Regions from separate parts of the Homo sapiens genome. Here region 2 is linked to region 1. A link is an interaction called in ENCODE POLR2A ChIA-PET data of the cell type or tissue named here. Cell type or tissue: OCI-LY7. All regions are shown on one strand. Region 1 has its middle 17 kb from the start of ABR-AS1. Region 2 overlaps YWHAE (tyrosine 3-monooxygenase/tryptophan 5-monooxygenase activation protein epsilon).

Evidence for each region. ChIA-PET counts read pairs that join two places held together with the same protein. Peaks named below come from ENCODE experiments on the same cell type or tissue, not always from the same donor. Only the 100,000 strongest peaks of a DNase experiment are listed, where the experiment ranks them.
Region 2: POLR2A ChIA-PET joins it to region 1 with 8 read pairs; 2 of 35 experiments call an interaction of 5 or more read pairs at or near these places.

Annotation. Positions count from the first base shown.
Region 1 is chr17:1,195,794-1,200,793 of GRCh38, reverse strand. It overlaps a transcript of ABR not described here. Among named protein-coding and RNA genes, the nearest start is that of ABR-AS1, 17 kb to the right of the region's middle. RefSeq lists enhancers at 1,138-1,187, 2,304-2,443, 2,554-2,733, 2,764-2,813 and a silencer at 2,308-2,508. In OCI-LY7, no CTCF peak of the experiment used is centred here; DNase peaks (open chromatin) are centred at 103, 1,403, 2,173, 2,563 and 1 weaker place; H3K4me3 peaks cover 3,654 bases; H3K27ac peaks cover 3,937 bases.
Region 2 is chr17:1,340,893-1,345,892 of GRCh38, reverse strand. YWHAE (tyrosine 3-monooxygenase/tryptophan 5-monooxygenase activation protein epsilon) reads left to right here. Exons shown (of 6, transcript NM_006761.5): 6 at 394-1,618. The coding sequence ends at 446. Among named protein-coding and RNA genes, the nearest start is that of YWHAE, 57 kb to the left of the region's middle. In OCI-LY7, no CTCF peak of the experiment used is centred here; no DNase peak of the experiment used is centred here.

The DNA of each region.
Region 1 (5,000 bases):
GATAACCCAGGTCATGTTCCTGTCTCCCCGAAGTAACCGGAGACATCTTGCACCATGAACAAACCGGGATGACGTGCCCGGGTTTCCACCTGGGGATCCATCTTTGTGTCTGCACCACGGAGGCCCCGAATAAAGTGAGGTCATAGCTCATCTAGGTGAAACTTGTTCTGCTTGATGTAACGGGAGGAGGGGAGAAAATGAAGCTGGACTGGCCAAAGATCAGGCTGAGAAATTCCTGGGCACAGTCTGGAGAGCCACTCCAATTACACCTGTCCCTCCATTTTCATGGGGGATTGGCCCCAGGACCCCTGGCAGATACCAGAATCCCAGGACGCCCAAGTCTCTTATATAAGGTGCTGTAATAGTTACATGTAACCTAATCACGTCTCCCATAGACTTTATTTAAAAAAATTTTTTTTAATGGAGACAGTGTCTTGCTATGTTGCCCAGGCTGGTCTTGAACTCCTGGCTTCAAGCGATCGTCCGAAAGTGTTGGGATTACAGGCGTGAGTCACCATGCCTGCCCCCGACCCCCGTGTACTTTAACTTATCTCTAGGTTATTTTTAATACCTAATACATTGCAAATGCTATGTGGTTGTTATGCTGTATTATTTGTATTTTTTATTTTTGTGGTGTTTTTTTTTAATTGTTTTCCTCCCAAATATTTTTGATCTGTGGTTGGTTGAATCTGAGGGTGCCCTTGGATAGGGATAGTGTGGCTTCCAGCCAGGTAGAGAAGGCCAACTATAAAACTTTGTAAAGAGCTCTATGGTTGCAGCACACCAACATGGCACATGTATACATATGTAACAGACCTGCACGTTGTGCACATGTACCCTAAAATTTAAAGTATAATAAAAAAAAAAAGAAAAAAGAGCTCTATTATATGCATACAAAAAAAGCTGGAAAATGCTAATTGGGGTGGTGTATTTTATGGGTCACATTTTACTCTTTTATTGTCTAAAAGTTTTTAAAATTCTGGCTTTATGACTTATATGACAGAAAAAAAAAACTGAATAAACTTATAGTTTTAAAAAATTGGCCAGGTGCTGTGGCTCACACCTGTAATCCCACCACTTTGGGCAGCTGAGGTGGGTGGATCACCTGAGGTCAGGAGTTCAACTGAGGTCAGCCTGGCCAACATGGTGAAACCCTGTCTCTACTGAAAATGCAAAAATTAGCCGGGCGTGGTGGCGGGCGTCTGTAATCCTAGCTACTTGGGAGGCTGAGGCAGGAGAATTGCTTGAACCCGGGAGGGGGAGGCTGCGGTGAGAGTCCGTCTCTCCCTTCCACCCCCAAAAATATCCCACCAGCTACAGTGAGCTGTGATTGCACCACTGCACTCCAGCTGGGGAACAGAGCAAGATCCTGTTTCAAAAAAACCAGAAAACAAAAACCCCAACAGCCTGTATGTTTTGTACCTTCCGTGTGGCCTCTTGGTGGTCTATGACATGGGTACAGATGAGCCCCTGCCAGTGTGTTAATTGCAGCGTGGCTTCTGAGCCAGCAGCCCGGGTGATCTTCCTAGCCGGGCCCTGGCTCACTGCCTCTGTTTCCCCCAGTCTTCCCTGGCACCTGCAGAGCCAGAGAGAGGTTTTGTTTTCCAGAACCAGGCATTCGTGACCCTGACCACTCCCGAGCAAAGTTTTCACACCTTCCCCGGCCCCCTCAGAGGAATGAAGGTCTGGGAGGAGATAGGGCCTCGTCCTTGGAACCAGGCACCTCTTTTTTTTTTTTTCGAGTCAGAGTCCCGCTCTGTTGCCCAGGCTGGAGTGCAATGGCACCGTCTCGGCTCACTGCAACCTCTGCCTCCCAGGTTCAAACGATTCTTCTACCTCAGCCTCCCAAGTAGCTGGGATTGGCCAGGCGCGGTAGCTCACGCCTGTAATCCCAGCACTTTGGGAGGCTGAGGCGGGCGGATCCCAAGTTCAGGAGATCATAACCATCCTGGCTAACACGGTGAAACCCACCTCTATTAAAAAAAAAAAAATTTGCCAGGTGTGGTGGTGGGCAACTGTAGTCCCAGGTACTGGAGAGGCTGAGGCAGGAGAATGGCGTGAACCCGGGAGGCGGAGCTTGCAGTGAGCCGAGATGGCATCACTACACTCCAGCCTGGGCAACAGAGCGAGACTCCATCTCAAAAACAAAAACAAAAAACCAAGTAGCTGGGATCACAGGTGTACACCGCCACGCCTGGTTAATATTGTATTTTTAGTAGAGATGGGGTTTCACCATGAGGCCAGGCTGGTCTCGAACTCCTGATCTCAGGTGATCCACCCGCCTCAGCCTCCCAAAGTGCTGGGATTATAGGTTTGAGCCACTGTGCCTGGCCGGAACCAGGCAGCTTTGATTGCAGAATCAGGCAGAGGCCAGGTGGGAAGTTGCCGTCTGTTGGTGTCTCAGGCCAAGCTCTCCTTGTCCAGACAGAACCTCTTCCTTTTTGGTCCTGAAAGTCACACTAAAAATCAGCAGCAGCTCGGCCTTGGGCAACGTGCCACGTGTACCGACGTTGGGGTTAGTGGTCTTTGCAGGAAGTCGAGGTTGTTTGTGGGCCTGGAAGGAAATGTGGCCTGCCTGCATGTACAGCCTCATGTGTGGCCTCTGGGAGGGGGAGCAGACAGAACCCGCAGCCCCAGAGACTGGGAGGCTTCTCTGTGGCAGCTTCCTCATTTCTGGTTAGTTGTGGCAGGGGGCAGATACAGTCTCTTTTGCAAAAGCAGCTCCTTTATGTCCAGAAGGCGACAGCTCAGCTCTCCTTTAGGGCCCCCAAAGAACTAACCCACAGCGTGGGGCTGCGGCCAGCCGGGCGCAGCAGCAGCGGCAGTGTTCCTGTCTCAGCTGCCTGCAGCATGGCTTTGATCTGACAGTCAGCAGGGTGTATTTGCCCCCAAAGCCAGTGGTCTGAGGAGCCCAGCTCCAGTTAGGTCTTAGGTGGGGACACCATAGATACTGCTCTCTGGGGAAAACCAAGTCACGGTCTGGTTTGGGTGAGCGCTGATCTTCCCTCCAGTGTGATCCCAAGCTCCCTGGGATGTTGGCTATAGGGAGCAATCAGGAGCCACTCCCCAAGACTCAGGGGACCAGCCTGGGGTCCAGGAAAGAAGACTTCCCAGCACCCTCCCCCTCTCTGCTGGTGGTCTGGCACTCCCCTCATGTGACAGGCATGTGGCTTTTGGGAGGAAAGAATCTTTCACAATCAGACAGAAACAGCAACTGGGAAAATAACTCATGCAGGGGTTTGGGCAATGAGTGTCTAGAAGGCTGTGGGCCACGAGAAGGGGATTAGGGTGAGGTTTCATCAGAGCTGTGGCTAAGATCCGAGGAGGCTCCTAGAGCTCAAGGCTTCAGAATGACCGGTCAGGAGCCAGAGGGATGGTGTCTTTCTCTCTCCAACCTCTCAGACCAAAAATGGGGCATGGGGCTGACCCTGCCCAATTTTTTTCAAACCCGCAGAGACAGAGGTTTGAAATCATTCACTCCAGCATTAAGTGGAGGTGGCTCCAGCTCAGAGCCTCCAGCCAAACCCTCCCTGCGCCACAGCAGGAGATCACGGCCTGTTTCCCAGAGGCTCTGAAATAGGAGTGACTCTCCTTAAAGTGCTCCTTGCAATGCTCATCCGAGCCTGGGCCAGGCAGGGCTGGGGGCTGCCTTGAAGAAAGAGATGCCCCCGAGATCCGATACCCTCTGGAGCGTTGCAGGATGCGTCTGTCCAGGAGGCACTGCAGGGGAGCCGGGGTTCCCGGAGCATTTGGGAAGGTTTCTGAGCAGCACAGGGTCCTTCCTTAGGAAGGCGGATCTTGGCCGGGTGCGGTGGCTCACGCCTGTCATCCCAGCACTTTGGGAGGCCGAGGCGGATGGATCACGAGGTCAGGAGATTGAGACCATCCTGGCTAACACGGTGAAACCCCATCTCTACTAAAAATACAAAAAATTAGCCGGGCACGGTGGTGGGCGCCTGTAGTCCCAGCTACTCGGGAGGCTGAGGCAGGAGAATGGCATGAACCCGGGAGGCGGAGCTTGCGGTGAGCCAGGATCGCGCCACTGCACTCCAGCCTGGGCGACAGAGCAAGACTCCGTCTCAAAAAAAAAAAAAAAAGGAAGGTTGGATCTCCTGTAGCTTCCTGTGGTGCCGTCTTCTCCCAGGGACTCGAGCCTTGTTCAGAGCACTGACAGGATTTTTCAGAAAGTTCTGTGTGTGTGGCTGCTCTTTGGTAAGCCCAGGGCAACAGAGTCATCAACATTTAGGGAGGGGGTGGGTGAGGCAGGATGTAGAGTTAATACCCAGTTTTGTCCTATGTTCCTCTGAGAAGTTAGCTAAGAAATCTTTTCTAAATTAAATTTAATTAATTAATTTGTTTTTTGGGCCAGAGTTTTCACTCTTGTCACCCAGGCTGGAGTGCAGTGGTGTGATGTCAGCTCACTGTGACCTCCACCTCCTGGGTTCAAGTGATTCTCCTGCCTCAGCCTCCCGAGTAGCTGGGATTACAGGCACGTGCCACCATGCCCAGCTAATTTTTGTATTTGTAGTAGAAAGAGGGTTTCGCCATGTTGGCCAGGCTGGTCTTGAACTCCTGACCTCAGGTGATCCGCCTGCCTCGGCCTCCCAAAGTGCCGGGATTATAGGCGTGAGCCACCGCACCTTGCCTATTTTTTTTTTTTTTTTTGAGACAGAATCTCGCTCTGTTGCTCAGGCTGGAGTGCAGTGTCGTGATCTCGGCTCACTGCAACCTTCTCCTTCTTGGTTCAAGCGATCCTCGTGCCTCAGCCACCTGAGTACCTGGGATTACAGGCACCTGCTACCATGCCTGGCTAATTTTTGTATTTTTAGTAGAGATGGGGTTTTGCCATGTTGCCCAGGCTCGTCTCGCACTCCTGACCTCAAGTGATCCCTGACCTCAAGTGATCTCTCCCCACAATCCCAACTTGCCTTCCCAAAGTTCTGGGATTACAGGCGTGAGCCACCGCGCCGGCCAATAATTTTTTTTTTTTGAGACAGAGT
Region 2 (5,000 bases), 150 kb before region 1:
GCAAAAAGTTTGCAAAATACTCTTGATTCTTGAAGAGGTGAGGTTATTGAGAAAGAGTATTTTGACCCAAGATTTATGTGAAAGCTTGAATGTCATTTTAGTAAGATGGTTTCCTTGGCTGTCTACGTCAAGAGCTTATTTAGCGTAAAAACATTGAGTTGTACTGCGCATCAGTTTTTTTCATTCTGTTGACCAATAAATACTTTCAGGACCATAATCCCTTCTTGGCTTAGGCATCTCAGGTGTCAAGGATGATAGAAGTCCTTTGCCTGCGTTTAATACCAATTGTAGCAAGTAGAAGAGTCTTTATGCTTGGAATGACACCTTTGTTTGTGGCTGCCATAGCCTAATGTAGTCAATACGAAATAATTGACTTTTTTTCTTTTTTAACAGGTGAAGAGCAGAATAAAGAAGCGCTGCAGGACGTGGAAGACGAAAATCAGTGAGACATAAGCCAACAAGAGAAACCATCTCTGACCACCCCCTCCTCCCCATCCCACCCTTTGGAAACTCCCCATTGTCACTGAGAACCACCAAATCTGACTTTTACATTTGGTCTCAGAATTTAGGTTCCTGCCCTGTTGGTTTTTTTTTTTTTTTTTTAAACAGTTTTCAAAAGTTCTTAAAGGCAAGAGTGAATTTCTGTGGATTTTACTGGTCCCAGCTTTTAGGTTCTTTAAGACACTAACAGGACTACATAGAGGCTTTTTCAGCATTACTGTGTCGTCTCCGTGCCAGATGTGGCAAGATCACCATTAGCAAATGGAAATTACATTTGAAAGCCATTAGACTTATAGGTGATGCAAGCATCTAAGAGAGAGGTTAATCACACTATAGAGGCATAAGTGGTATCAGTTTTCATTTTTCTAATTGTTTAAACTGTGTTTTATACCAGTGTTTGCAAGTAATTGGGTGTTAGCTTGAGATGGTTAAAGGTGGTTTGGGGAGGGACTTCGTTGTAATGGTTTTGCTGTAAAAAATGTTTCCAACTCCGCTGAAATGTTGCTGAAAAGCATGGTGCTGGTAACAGTTCAACAATCCGTGGCTGCTCATTCTTGCCTACTTTACTCTCCCACTGAAGCAGGTTAGCGTTGAAGGTGGTATGGAAAAGCCTGCATGCCTGTTCAATTCTTTTGTTTCTTCTCCTTCCCCCTCCCCCTACCTCCTTCCCCTCACTCCTCCCCTCCTTCGCTCGCTCAACCTCTTTTGTTCAGTATGTGTAACTTGAAGCTAATTTGTACTACTGGATATCTGACTGGAGCCACAGATACAGAATCTGTATTGTTCTTACTGAAACACAGCATGGAATTAACATTAAACTTAAATAAAACAAACCTAAATTAAAAATGCCAAATATCGCGCCTCCATCCTTTATACTTCTAAAATAAAATCTCTAGTCCAAACACACTGACAGTATTATGTTTGCCTGAATGTGAAACATTCCTCCTTTTTTCTTCCATAAATAATTTGTTTGCTTCCCAAAGATGTATGTTTTGGAAAAAAATTGCCTGTAGTCTGGTTGTGAAGAACACTGAGTCAGTTGATGGTGTGTCTTGTCCTCCAGACCAGGCAGCAACATGGTATTTATTTTAATCATTAAAGTACAACATGAGTAGTACAAGGTGTAATTATGGATCATTTTCTAGCATAGTATTTCATACAACCAAATAAGGCTGAATGTCTTATAATAATTCTTAGAGGTAAAAACTGTGTGCCCTCTTCCTCCAGAGGCTAGTGGCAGTAGTGGAGAATTACTCAATCCTTTCTTAGTAATCCATACACACATTATAGACAGCAGGATAGCAGTCTCCCTTTCCAGAAACACTGTATAAGAAGCTTCTTTCCATAAACAGTTTATACATCAATGTGTATAGATACCTAGTTACTGTAGATCTTTTTATGTTAGGCATTCAGATGTGTCTCATTCTGACTGCGTAACATTGATGTACACCTGATTTTGTTAAGACCAGTTTGCTCCTTTTGGGCAGGTGCTGCAGGAAATACCCTTGGAACAGTTTTTGCTTAAATATTTGTATGTATCTGGAAGGTACATTTCTAGATTCCCTGTGTCAGTAAACATTTTTCAGTTGATAAATCCTTCCTCGTCACACTTGTCTTCTAAAATTGGATGTTGAGACTGCAAGTTTACTCTCGGTTTAAAGTGTTAGTAGCAGAGATTTAGGAAATGAACAGATCAGCGATATCCTAGTAGCGTTTAGTGAGTGCTGGCAATGAGAATAAACATGTTTTTGTGAGTTGCTTTTCCGAGAGATAGGGAGACCATTGAATATAATTATATGCTGCTGTTTGGAGCAACCTCCAAGAAGCTTTCAAGTTGATTTGCTCTGTTTCCAGCACACCTGCTACACTTAAAGGTCAAAATCCAAGGAATTCGTCAAGTCTGTTGCAGAGTTTAAAGAAACCACTCGGCTGGGTGCGGTGGCTCACACCTGTAATCCCTGCAATTTGAGAGGCCGAGGCGGGCGGATCACGAGGTCAGGAGATTGAGACCATCCTGGCTAACACGGTGAAACTCCGTCTCTACTAAAAGTACAAAAAATTAGCCAGGCATGGTGGCGCACGCCTGTACTCCCAGCTACTCGGGAGGCTGAGGCAGGAGAATCGCTTGAACCCGGGAGGCAGAGGTTGCAGTGAGCCGAGATCACGCTACTGCACTCCAGCCTGGGCGACAGAGTGAGACTGTCTCAAAAAAAAAAAAAAGGAAAGATCCTTATCAAAAATTGAAAGGCCGGGTGCGGTGGCTCACGCCTGTAATCCCAGCACTTTCGGAGGCCGTGGTGGGTGGATCACGAGGTCAGCAGTTAAGAGACCAGCCTGGACAACATGGGGAAACCCTGTCTCTACTAAAAATACAAAAAAATTAGCCAGGCGTGGTGGCGGGCGACCTTGCTGGGTGTAATTAACATCCAGTGACTTGGGAGGCCTGAGGCAGGACAATCGCTGGAAACTGGAAGGCGGAGCTTGCAGTGAGCCAAGATCGCGCCACTGCACTCTAATCTGGGCAATAAGAGCAGAACTCCGTCTCAAAAAAAAAAAAAAAAAAAAAAAATTGAAAGGGAGCCAGGGAAGCTGCAGAAAGGTGCCGTAGCCCTGTGAGGACGGTGTCACTCCCAGTTCCTGTATTTGTGGGCTGGAAAGGGAATTGCCCCCAAACTTTTCTGGTTTTGATTTGAGTCTTACTTTGAGGATCAGTCGACTTAAGTAGAAGTTTTTAGTTAGTTACAACTTGAATGTAGCTAATATGTGTTTTTAATTACAAATCTCAGTACTTTGCTGCCTTGGAAAACCCAAAGGCTTCCTACAATGTTAGAAGCGACAGTAAGTGGGTTTGTGTACATGCTCTGTTCCGGGTGGGTCCTCAGAACAGCACGTCTGCAAAGTTAAATTTCGGTCCTATAGGAAGATGGGGATGAACTTCCATCACTGAAAGGGGAAACTGGTGGGATAAATGGAGACATTAATTGGCTTCTGTCCCAGACAAATGCCTTGAGCCTTATAAATGAGACCCCAAATTAGCTGCTTCCTGATCCTAGGACAATAGAGGAGAGTGAGGCTTGCTGAAAAAGCGGGATAAAGGTGTGACCCCTGTGTTCTTTTGAAAATTGTAACAAGTAATAGTTCATGGAAAACTGGTGAAATCCTAGAGTGTGTCATTAAAGGAAGCCTTTGTGAGCACTGTGAGAGGAAATGGGAATGCTCCCAGATCCAACCTGGATCAGGAAAACCAAGCCCTGTGTTGTTTTATCCTGTTTCTTTGAGTTCGTAGGATTGTAATAGATACTGTTAATATTTAGCTAACATTGGCCGGGCGCGGTGGCTCACGCCTGTAATCCCAGCACTTTGGGAGGCCGACGTGGGCGGATCACGAGGTCAGGAGATCGAGACCATCCTGGCTGACACGGTGAAATCCCGTCTCTACTAAAAAATACAAAAAATTAGCCGGGTGTGGTGGCGGGCGCCTGTAGTCCCAGCTACTCGGGAGGCTGAGGCCGGAGAATGGCGTGAACCCGGGAGGCGGAGCTTGCAGTGAGCCGAGATCGCAGCACTGCACTCCAGCCTGAGCGACAGAGCGAGATTCTTGTCTCAAAAAAAAAATAATAATAGTTTTGCTAACATTGCGTACCAGCTTTGCACCAGGCACTGTGCTCGTTACTAAGCAATGTCTGGAATCTCACACGTAAGCGCTCAATAATAATCAGGTGAGCCTGCATTGTGCAGATGGGAAAAGCTGAATGGGAAGTAGTTAAGGAACTTGCTGAAAGCTGCATGGCTAATAATTCAAATACAGAATTCAGTTCATCTGTGTCACTGAAGAGTCTCATTAGGCCATACTACCTTTTGCTCTTCATTAAAACTATTTTCTTGAAATACTATATTCCCCCTTATTAATATATTCTAAAGTGATCATTTAAAGTATTTAAACTTTTTTTTTTTTTTTTTTTTTTGGAGACAGAGTCTCTCTCTGTCACCCAGGCTGGAGTGCAGTGGTGCAACCTCGGCTCACTGCAAGCTCCGCCTCCCGGGTTCACACCATTGTCCTGCCTCAGCCTCCAGAGTAGCTGAGACTACAGGCGCCCGCCACCAGGCCCGGCTAATTTTTTGTATTTTTAGTAGAGACCGGGTTTCACCGTGTTAGCCAGGATGGTCTCGATCTCCTGACCTCGTGATCCGCCTGCCTCGGCCTCCCAAAGTGCTGGGATTACAGGTGTGAGCTACCGCGCGCGGCCACATTTTCGAGGTCAGTACATGTTTCATGATTAATACGTGTCTTGGAAAAGCTGCAATACGCATATTCACCAGTGTATTAGATTTGAAATATAAATGATACAATTATTTAGAGCTCAGGTGGCTACTGTCCAAAAAGTTTATTTTGTAGGTTAAGGTTTTGGCAATTTTTGTTTTTTTAATTTAGCTTAATTTGGAAATTTAAAAAAAAAATTTACAATTGAGTACTTCATTTCAATTTACGATACTTCACC